3 separate regions of the Homo sapiens genome follow, and all the other regions are linked to region 1. Evidence: chromatin contacts called from ENCODE Hi-C or POLR2A ChIA-PET data. All regions are on one chromosome and are shown on one strand. Each heading gives the region's core, a stretch centred on a gene start or an enhancer-like site at or near the end of the contact. The rest is flanking DNA. Distances are from core to core; before and after follow the strand shown. Region 1 overlaps LINGO2 (leucine rich repeat and Ig domain containing 2). Region 2 holds the start of LINGO2 (leucine rich repeat and Ig domain containing 2). Region 3 overlaps LINGO2 (leucine rich repeat and Ig domain containing 2).

Region 1 (3,122 bases), core at 125-2,624:
TGAAATACATAAAGACATAGCATAGTCTCACTTTATCTGCTGAGCACTTGCTTGTTCATCTTCTATTTTTCTGAACTTTTTTCTTATTTACTGCACTACAGGGTGTCTTTGGTAAAGGACCATATGTCCTTTCATTTTGGTAGGCATACTTTGCATATCTTTCGTTGCTTATATGTTCTGGAGAAGACCTGTAGGCAATGGAGCTCTTTAAGAGTAAGATAAAGGCAAGGATTTCTTTAACCTAGATTATATATGGCCATAATTTTGAAAATATTTTCCATAGGCTTCTCACCTTTAGAACAGAATATATGATATTGGCCTACTTTAGGTAAGCTAGTATGTAGAGAATCTATCAGAGTTTCATGATACCCTTAATAGCTGAAAATGTGTATATCTAGATATTAATATCACAATGTCTATAAATAACTATATTTTATAGGAATCACTGACCTATTTTATAGACAAGCTATATGCCTTTTAGCAGACATTTTCTCCTTTGATATGTGAGTTCTCATTGTTTCCTTTTATTAATAGATATTAGGTGATTGATTCATAGAAGGACAAATTGAACTAAAATTACCTCCTTTTATTTTTCACCATTTGTCCTTGGTTTCATTTTCAATATACCATAAGTAGAAAGAAGGAATACAAGGTGAGAAAGAATTTATGTGGTGCTTGTCTTCCAGCTCATCCACAGAGCACATCTACCGTAGCATTTTTTTTTCATGTCAACATAGATAGTCCTCTGTCTATACCCAAATTAGGAACAAGACGGAATCATGTACTGGTTTATTAGTTGGATGATGAAAGTCATATCTGGATTTGTACTCTCGATCTTTTAGTTGTGTAACAAGGTCATTTGTAAAATGGGGATTTAGTATAATGCTTCCTACTTCATAGGTGTGATATAATGATTTAATGAAATAATTACTCTAAAGCACTTATGCAGCTTCCTGGGCCTTCTAATAATTGTTAAAAAAAATTCAGCCTTGATCCTAGGAATTGGAGCATCTTAAAATCACAGGTGATTCTGATGCAGGTAGTTGGGGAAACATTCTTTAAGATAATGGGACAAATTGCTCTTTGCCAGTCACAGAAGCCATATGTCTATTTTTGTCCACCTGGCTTAATAACTTTCAGAATAAATGAGTACTGTAAACTTAATAGAACATAAATTATAATTTTGATTTGACAAGCACTTGGTTGGCATATATGTGTACGTATATCCGAATGTATATGAATGAAACACACTTTGAGAACTGAAGCTGAGGATTTTGTTAAGAAATGCTGTACTCTTATTTCCCGAAAACCATAGGAGATGACTAATACCAATGTCAGTGAAAGTTGTGACTCAAGGTTTATTCAAGGTTTATTCAAGTCAAAGAGTAGAAGAATTTCTTAAGAATAATTGTGTGCTGGCAGACATTTTCAGGCTTAAGACATTTCATTTTCTAATTTACAAACATGAAATATAAGATTTTTATTACTAGTGTGGTTAGTCATGCTGCTCCAGATGCTAATTTTCATTTCCTAAACAAGTTATTAAAGTGAAAAATCAGTTCTCCAGATTTTCATTTGGTGGCTGTAATTTCAATCCATTCAGCACTAACTAAATGAAAACCACTCTGCCTGTAGCATACTTGTTCTTTTCCTTCTGCCTCATGGTTTTACCCTACAGGTTCTCTCTAATTGCTGCTCCTTTTCTAGTTTTTACATTTTCTTCTTTGCTCCTTAAATATTGGTAAAAGGAGTTTATTCCTATCAAAATTAATGTTAATAATCATCAGTTAAGTATATGCTTACTGCTGAAGAAAGACTAAAGGAGTTTTCAAATCTGTTCTTTCTGTCCCATGCACATGTAATCCTCTAGTACTCTGATTGTACAAAAGCAATCATTTGGATATTCAGAATTTAGATTCCTTTCCAGTATGGTCTTTCTTAATTCTTAATTCCAATTCTTTGGGATCTGATAGATGCTGCTTTTCTTCAGTTACATTTTTCTTCTCTCCAGGCTTTATATTTATATCTAGGTTAGAACTATTTTTTTTTAAATAATTCTGTGTGCCTGTGATTGGTTGATATGTTTCCCCACATTGTTTCATTTCATGGCATGTCAACACTGTTATTATTCATCTGCTCTTAAAAGCCCTGCTCATGAAGGACTGTAAAAAAATTATTTCATGGTCTTTACAACAAATTTATATTCTGTTTCAGTTTTTGTTTTACTTTGATTTTTGTGTCTTTGTTAAAACATAACTAAAATCTTAATGTTGTTCAATTTTGCTTTGTTTTATATTTAAGCTCAATGCAAAAGACATTTGTTAATTTGATTTAACAAGCAGTAAATATTCGTTGAATGTTTAATAAAGTAGCTATAGAGAATAATTCCACAAATAACTTCTTTGCTGTCTTATAGCCTATTGTAGGTTGTATCTGATCTCATTTTTCTGTGTCATATTGACATGAATAGCTATAAATTCAGGACATTTTCTGAGAAGTAGTACCTTGCATGCAGCACATTTCAAAAAAGTCACTTGAGCATAGATTTAAACTCTAGATCATATTTGTTTCTTTCCACTAGTTTTCAGCTTCATGATTTCTTTTTTTTTAAAGTATAGATTAATGTAATCATGAAGTCAATTTATTATCTAAGAAACCTTAATGCCAACATTTTTTCCCTTTTGCAATGATTGTGTAACACAAATAATATTAGATATAAGATTCACATTTGATAGGTAGTTTTTAAAAAAATAAGTAAAGCGATATAAAATACTTTCCTTGGTTTGTTTGCCATTTCCTTATGTTTGGAAGAGCATGGCAATAAATACTTTGTATATCTACCACCACCAGACATTGATAGGAATCAGTAACCATAGTAGGAGGAGCATGGTATTGTAGTCTACAGCAGTTAAAAGCAAAGGCTATTCAGCTTGGTATGGCTTCCTTTTTTGTAATTTATTTTAATTCTTAACCAAACTTTTATATAGCACTTGCTAACTTCCATACATTATTCTGAACACATTTTAAATATTGCCTATCCTTATTACCTCTTTAATTATAAGGAAACTGAGGCATAGAAAAGTTAAGTGGCTTGTCCAAGGTAACAGAAGAAGTGACTGAGC
Region 2 (3,362 bases), core at 447-2,946, 140 kb before region 1:
CGTTGGACATACACACTCTAAATCCTTACGCGTGGGTCTGTCTGTGAACAGCCCGGAGCAGCGGAGCAAGTTAGTGGGAGGGTATCGCCAACTGTCTGCTCGCTCCAAGTGGCAGCCTTCATGGATCCATCACCCCTAAACCCACAGCCCCTGTCACTGCCTCTGCACTGAGTCGGCTCAAACAGAATCCAAAGCAGGTTCATCCCTGAAATTCAGACTTGCGCCTGAAGTTACCGGTCCGGAGCCCCTGGGAGCCGCAACGCTCACTGTGGAATGCTCTGGATCGATTTCAGAGCTGTGAGTAGCGCTGCTAGAGGTCATCCTACAAGTTTCATCTTTTGTATTAAATCTTCACTTCTGCGCTCTGCGACTCCACGTTTGCCGCTCAGGAACTCGGTTCCCGGCAAAGTCAACCGCCTTCCAATTTGGAGAGGGACAGTCAAGAACTCCCTTGATTTTGAGGAGATTCTCGATGGAGACGGCGGCGGTGGGTGGCGGAGCGGAGCATCCAGCGCCAGAGCAAAGGAACCTGGTGCCATCTCCAAGCTGGGCAACTTTGCGTTTTCCGCTAGCAGGTCCGAAGCCATAGATATTCGCGAAGCCCCAGAGGGCAGAAATCCTCAGCAATCCTCTGTCTCACAGTTGAAAAGGCAGAGTAGCGCTCTGTTGCAATAGAAACTACGCGGAGCACAAATGCAAGCTTTGGTTAAAAAAAGCACAAAAAACAAAAAAACAACGGGCAAAAGTTTACTCTCTGTAAGCAATTAATTCCTGCAGCCCATTCCGGGTAAAACAAACTCCTCTTGGGAAGCTCCTTTCGTGGGAGTTGTGGATGACACGGGGGCGCTTCTGAGAGCGAAGTCTCTCCTGCCTGGGACGCCCCAGCGGTGTAGCACCCAGTGATCCCTCCCGACCGTCGAGGGAAGAAAAAGAAGTTGGGACAGGAGCTAGCCAGAGACCCGGACAGCTACTCCTGGTGCAAAACCTTGGAAATGGCTGCTAAAGGGGTTGGGTCTCCAGACTCCTAATCCCTCCCCTTTCTCCAGCTGAGCCGTTCACCTGCTACCGTCCAGTTTACAATATAAGCGTAGCACCTAAATTAACCCAGTTCCAAAAGCTAGGCACTACAATTCCCTAAGAAATTCATTTTCAAAACATCTAAGCGACTTTCGGGAGCTCCTTGGGGGAAATGTTACGAAGGGAGTGGGCAGGTAAAGACGGGATGCGAGGGGATTATGTTCACGAAGCGATGTGTAGGCTCCTCTATTCGAAGGACCTCGGGGAGCCCCTCAGCTCCCAGGAGAGCTGCTGCAGCCACTTCAATTCTCCACTACAGAAGGGGCGGAGGTGGCCCCTGGAGGGTGGCGATGGGAACGGGGCTCATCTTTAGTCTGGTGGCCTCTCGCTGGGTGTCGAGGGGGTGTAACTGGCTTCAAGAAAAGAGCTAGGGAGTTGAAATGCCAGACAGGGCAGAGAACGGAGAGGTGGCCCAACGGACTTAACGGCGTGCGGCGAGGAACTGCCTGCCGGCAATCCGCTAACTAGTGAGGATTGATTGACTCTTTCTGTCATCAGCATCCTTGGAACCCCTACCCCTCCTCAGGACTCCCGACTTTTCGCTCGCCACTGGCCGGGGGCCGCGGGCGCAGGGCTGGGCGTGCGTGTGTAGCTGCGCGCGCGCGGGTGTGCGCGCCTGTGTGTGTGCGCAGCCCGAGCTCTGAGCCCGGCTGCCAAGCCCCAGCCGGCTATCCTGCGTCCCGCCTTGCAGCCGCCTCCTCAAAGCCTCCTCACCTGGCGCCGCCGCCCGCCGCCCGCCCAGCCCCGCACCGGCGCTGCCTCCCCTGAAAGTTTCCCCAGCGTAGACACCTTCGCGCTGCAGCAGCCCAGGGAGACGGTGTTCCGAAGCTGTGCCTTGGAGTGGCTCTTCTTACACCTTTCCGCCTCATCCCCACCTAATTCGGGCAGGGAGTAGAAATTTTTCCAAATTAAGGGGAGAAAGGGGGGAGGGGCATTATCGAGAGAAAGCAAGAGGAGCGGCCGCAACTGAGAATATCCTGCCTGATGCCAGGGAATTGACTGACGTGTCTGTGGGGTTACGGAAGAAAACTGAATAGGCAGCCAAGTTGGCCCAGGAGGGGCTGGGAGGCTTCCGGGTGCCGGGAAGGTGGTCCCGGTCTCCATTTCCACTGGTACGAAGGCTTGGAGGCGCCTCTATGGTGAGGGCTTTTGAACCGCCATCCCCTCCTGATCCCTTGGAAAGGAGGAGCCTTCAGAGCTGAGGAGGGGGAAGTCCAGGAAAAGCCCCTGGACTTGTGTGCGTCGCATCCTTGGCTTGGGATTTTAAGGACACGAAGGAGAATTAACAGCGCCTCAAGGTAAGAGGCAGCAAAGCTGCTGCTTGAATTGCCAGAGACAATAACTTAAAATAGATGTTGGGGATGGGGTGGGGGTTAAGTCAAGTTAGGAGGATCTCTCCGGGCGTCGCTACGCGATCGCACGACCCGCCTGGCAAGTCAGGGAGTAGCCGGTGCGGCGCTGCCCAGCTGCGAGGCAGGAAGCCAGAGGAGTGTCCTGTCCTCACACTTTCTGAAACCTATTGGAAAACGATTTCGGACTGGGTTCTCTGTGGAGGTTGATATACAGCGTGGATTTGGGTTTTGGGTTTTCGTTTTTTTACCAGAGAGGTTTTTTTTTTAAATTTTTATTAGCACCGCAGACCCACCCCCAATTGCCATAGAGAGCTGTGGGCACCGGTGAACGCAACTAGGACGCGGTGGCAGGTGAGCCTGGCGCAGGTGGGCAGGTGGGGGCGGCGGCGGCACCCGGCCTGCGGACTCGGGGGCGCGCGAAGCCCACGCTGCCGCTTGGCCGGCTCCCTGCAACCGGCGTCGGAACCTGGGCGCCGCAGGTCGCCTGCTGTTCCCTTCGCCTCCGCTAGAGGCTCCCAGCGGGCGCCGCGGAGCGGGTGGGTGTGGGGGCGCCAGGAGGCGGCGGGGTGAGCGCGGAGAGCCAGCGTGCTCGCGGGGTGGCGGAGCCCGCGCGGCAGGGGCGGGGGACGTGAGCGGCAGTCCCGGCGCGCTTCCGAGCTCCGCACCGCGCCGCGGGGACGCAGGTCCGAACCCGGCTGAGCTCTGGAAAGCTGTGCCTTGAACTGGAGCCACTTCGGGGATGAGATCCTGACCCGCACCCTGAGGGCAGCCCCGGGAGGTAATGCCCTCTTTCTCCTCCACTCTCCTTTCGCCTCTTGGTTCTCTGTAAATTCTCAGTCAGATACTCAGGGTGGGAGGGAGTGAAGGGTGAGAGAGAGTCTATAGGGTCTGTATCTAAAAAAGGTGCCTTTCAGTGTTGCTCCGTGGTGCTCT
Region 3 (3,197 bases), core at 501-3,000, 150 kb after region 1:
AGTGTTGTGACATAATACTTAGGATTTATGTGTGCCATGATGTCATGGGGGAAAGAAATGTGGAAAGTTGTCCATGCCGATATTGAAAGATTTATGGTTTCCTTTGTATAGCTCCTCAGGATCAGTAATAAAACTTACAGACTGGGACTATTTGCTGAGGCCCTCCAGATATGTCCAGGCCTCAGTTCCTTGTCCATTTTCTGGGTAACTGTCATTTCCTGAGAACTCTAGCTGCCTTCTCTGAGGATATGGAACCCTCCTCCCAACCCTCTCTCCTCAGCCCAGTTGAAACTTCAGCCTGAGGCTAACATTTTATTCCTTATTGTTTCTTCCAGTGTGCTTTTTCTAATACTCTTTTATCCCTCCTATGCATTAGCAAACACTTTTAATTATCCTAAGCATTTAAGCTTTTGAACAACAAAAGCCAAAAAGAACTGAACTCTGCTTGGGCTGAGTCTCTAAGTAAACTCACTCTCTACTGTGTCATGTATCTCCCCTTAGGGAATAAGGTGTGGAGCAGGCAACCCACGTGAAGTGGGCTAAAAGTCATGTGAGAGAGAAACAGAGGTAGAAAAACGCAAACTAAAACAAGTAAATATCTCAAAATATCATCTAGCTTCACCTGCTTTGTATGCTATTTCCCCTCTGCTTTTGTTGAATTTGAAATTGCTTTTGTTGAATTCCCTAGTTTACAGTCTCCACTCTCAGTTATTTCATGAACATTTTCTTTTGTGCAGCCCACTGCACTGACCTATTCACATGCTGTTTCCGTTTTGCAGTCTTCTCTTGGTACCACCACAAGCTGCCTCCTGAAACCCCTGGGCAGGAGTGCAGAAGCTCACTTGAGCTCACATACGGGGCCGATTGCGCTGCCTAGAACTCACTACCCTGAAAGGCTATTCTTAGATTCCTCATCTAGTGAGGGAATTGCACTATTTCATGTCAGAAGTGTACCAGTTAAAAACAAACAAACAAAAAAAAGAATTAGGAATCTAGGACCCTTTTAAATTATTCTCCTGCTACCATTAGAAATCCTTTTATCCTATCCACTGTGTTTTTCATGTCCTGGCCAAAGCAAAACTATAGAGAATGAAAATCTCCACTTTTACAGTTTCATTTAGCAGGGAAATGTTCTCAGTGCCTGAGTGGAACCTCAGTGCCTGTGTGGGAACCTCTAAAACTGTGTAGCTAATTTCCAAAAAATTTCCAATATATTTATTTAAAAAAAAACACATATAAGTGGACCTACACAGTTCAAACTCATGTTGTTCAAGGGTCAACTATCGTAACGACTGAGTAAGAGTTAGGATAGGTATATCCTTCTTTTAGACCAAAAATGAAATAATATTGATACTAATTTAAAGTTCACATACTTAGATAGCTATAAAAGAATTTATTCCATGAGAATATTACCTTTGCATGTGTATATAAAAGTCTCTGTAGCTATGTGCAAACTTGGAAACATAATAATTAGTTATATAAAAGGGTTTTGATATAAAAAGGCTTCAGTAAAGTTTTCTAAGGCAACAGAATACTTTTTTAAGTTTAACAGAAATTAATTCAAATACTAATTCTGTGGCTTGTGAAACAAGAAATCTTGGATAAATGACTAAATCTTTGTGAATGTCAACTTATTCAAAAATAGAGAATACCTACTCTGTTTTGCAAAGACTAAATAAGACAATGACTACTTTCTGGCACATTGTAGTGTTTAACAAACAGTTGTTAATTTATTTATTGAAATGACCGCAGGGCATGTTGGTTAAGAGCACAGACAATTTACCTGGGCTGCTTGTCTCTGAATCACAACTCTGTCACTTATGAGCTATGTGGCCTTAGGCAGATGACTTAACTTCAATGAATGTCAGTTTCTTCATCTGTAAAATGTGGATGATAAAGAGCACTGGCCTCATAGAGTTGTGAAAAAGAAATGAATTAACATATATAAATGCCTACAGCAGTTTTTAGCACTAAGCAAGCATTAAGCAGGTGTTAGCTCTTATTAATATTCAATAGATGAGATAAGGGTAAAAGGAAGTAATATTTATCCAGTGTATTACACACAAACTATTGTCTTCAACTTATTTACATTATCTCATATAATCCTTACAGCAGTCCTGAGGGGTAAGAATTTATTTCCCTATTTTTCAGTTCAGGAAATAGATTTAGAGAACCAAAATCTCTCCAGTATACTAAATCATCCATCTCAATTATTTAAATCCTTCTCTTTTCCCTTTTCTCTTGTTAGATTAGCTCTTCATCTAAGGAGTAGATATTACATGGGTTTATTGGTTTACCTTACCCTGTTTTCTCAGTCTGTTCCATGTAAAGTTCTAGAGCTCATTGGGAGAGTCTTTGGTCTGATGCTCTTGTCTAATCTGTATTCACAATGCCCCTAACACTTAAAAGTCTATAGAGAAAGCATAGAATGAAAGGGTAATTCATCAATGGTAATTCAGATCTATCTTAAGTGCCCCCACCTGCTCATAGTGCTACATTCAATCATTTTTCAAATGTGTCCCTTTATGGTTTGGGGCACTATTTACCAGGCACAGTACTTTTTATACCTGATGATATAAGCCAAAAAGATATGTTCTCTTTTTCAGGAGATGTACAATCCAGTTTGAAAGACAAATGCAAAAGAAACTAAACAACAATAAAATATAAATCAATAATTTGGGATATATGCTGTAAGAAGAAAAAACAGCAGGTGCTAGAGAAAGAATATCTATGTGGACAGAGGACAGAATAATTTTGACAGACAGTAAGTAAAGAGTTCTCAGTGGAGGTGACATTTCAGTGGAAGCCTGAGGGATGAGGAGAAGACAGCCATGAAAAGGTGGGCAGGGAGTGTAAGTGAAAAAGTGTATCTGAGTTGCCTAGACAATTAGAATAACTGAGAATACAGTTCACTTCCATTCTACTTCAACTGAATTTAAAGCAGGTGAACTAAATTACTCTTAGAAGTTTGTTAAATAGAGCATGAAGTAGAACACCACATATATAGTTAAGCACAGTAACTTACGTACACATTAAAAATAGACGTTAACCATATTAAAAAAAGCAAGCCCATATCCAGGTGTCCCAGCATTCAAACCAGCATGCCTTTTAGACAAATGACAAATCTGTATATCCTTGTGGCAGGGGTGAGGAATTCTAAACCTTTCTGTTTTGCAAACCAGGCTTCCTCATTTCTG

What was found. Hi-C counts contacts between places; a loop is a spot of excess contacts on that map. ChIA-PET counts read pairs that join two places held with the same protein, here RNA polymerase II (POLR2A).
Region 2: a loop to region 1 is called in a map of PC-3, with 4 times the contacts of the local background. The contact joins the promoter of LINGO2 here to the enhancer-like site in region 1. A Hi-C loop is called at or near these places in 2 of 168 maps with a recorded cell type or tissue (PC-3 and mammary epithelial cell).
Region 3: a loop to region 1 is called in a map of PC-3, with 3 times the contacts of the local background. The contact joins two enhancer-like sites. A Hi-C loop is called at or near these places in 2 of 168 maps with a recorded cell type or tissue (PC-3 and mammary epithelial cell). POLR2A ChIA-PET finds 5 or more read pairs at or near these places in 1 of 52 experiments (WTC11).

Annotation. Positions count from the first base shown.
Region 1 is chr9:29,076,748-29,079,869 of GRCh38, reverse strand. The region is part of intron 1 of LINGO2 (leucine rich repeat and Ig domain containing 2); the gene reads left to right. Among named protein-coding and RNA genes, the nearest start is that of LINGO2, 140 kb to the left of the region's middle. Within about 2 kb of position 1,374, at least 3 of the 41 ENCODE cell types and tissues checked have a DNase peak (open chromatin) inside an H3K27ac peak, as active enhancers do; they include PC-3 and mammary epithelial cell, where a contact is called at or near this core.
Region 2 is chr9:29,211,935-29,215,296 of GRCh38, reverse strand. LINGO2 (leucine rich repeat and Ig domain containing 2) reads left to right here and starts at 1,696. Exons shown (of 7, transcript NM_001258282.3): 1 at 1,696-2,375. RefSeq lists a silencer at 3,056-3,105.
Region 3 is chr9:28,926,509-28,929,705 of GRCh38, reverse strand. All of the region lies in intron 2 of LINGO2 (leucine rich repeat and Ig domain containing 2), which reads left to right. Among named protein-coding and RNA genes, the nearest start is that of MIR873, 39 kb to the right of the region's middle. RefSeq lists an enhancer at 90-659. Within about 2 kb of position 1,750, at least 2 of the 41 ENCODE cell types and tissues checked have a DNase peak (open chromatin) inside an H3K27ac peak, as active enhancers do; they include PC-3 and mammary epithelial cell, where a contact is called at or near this core.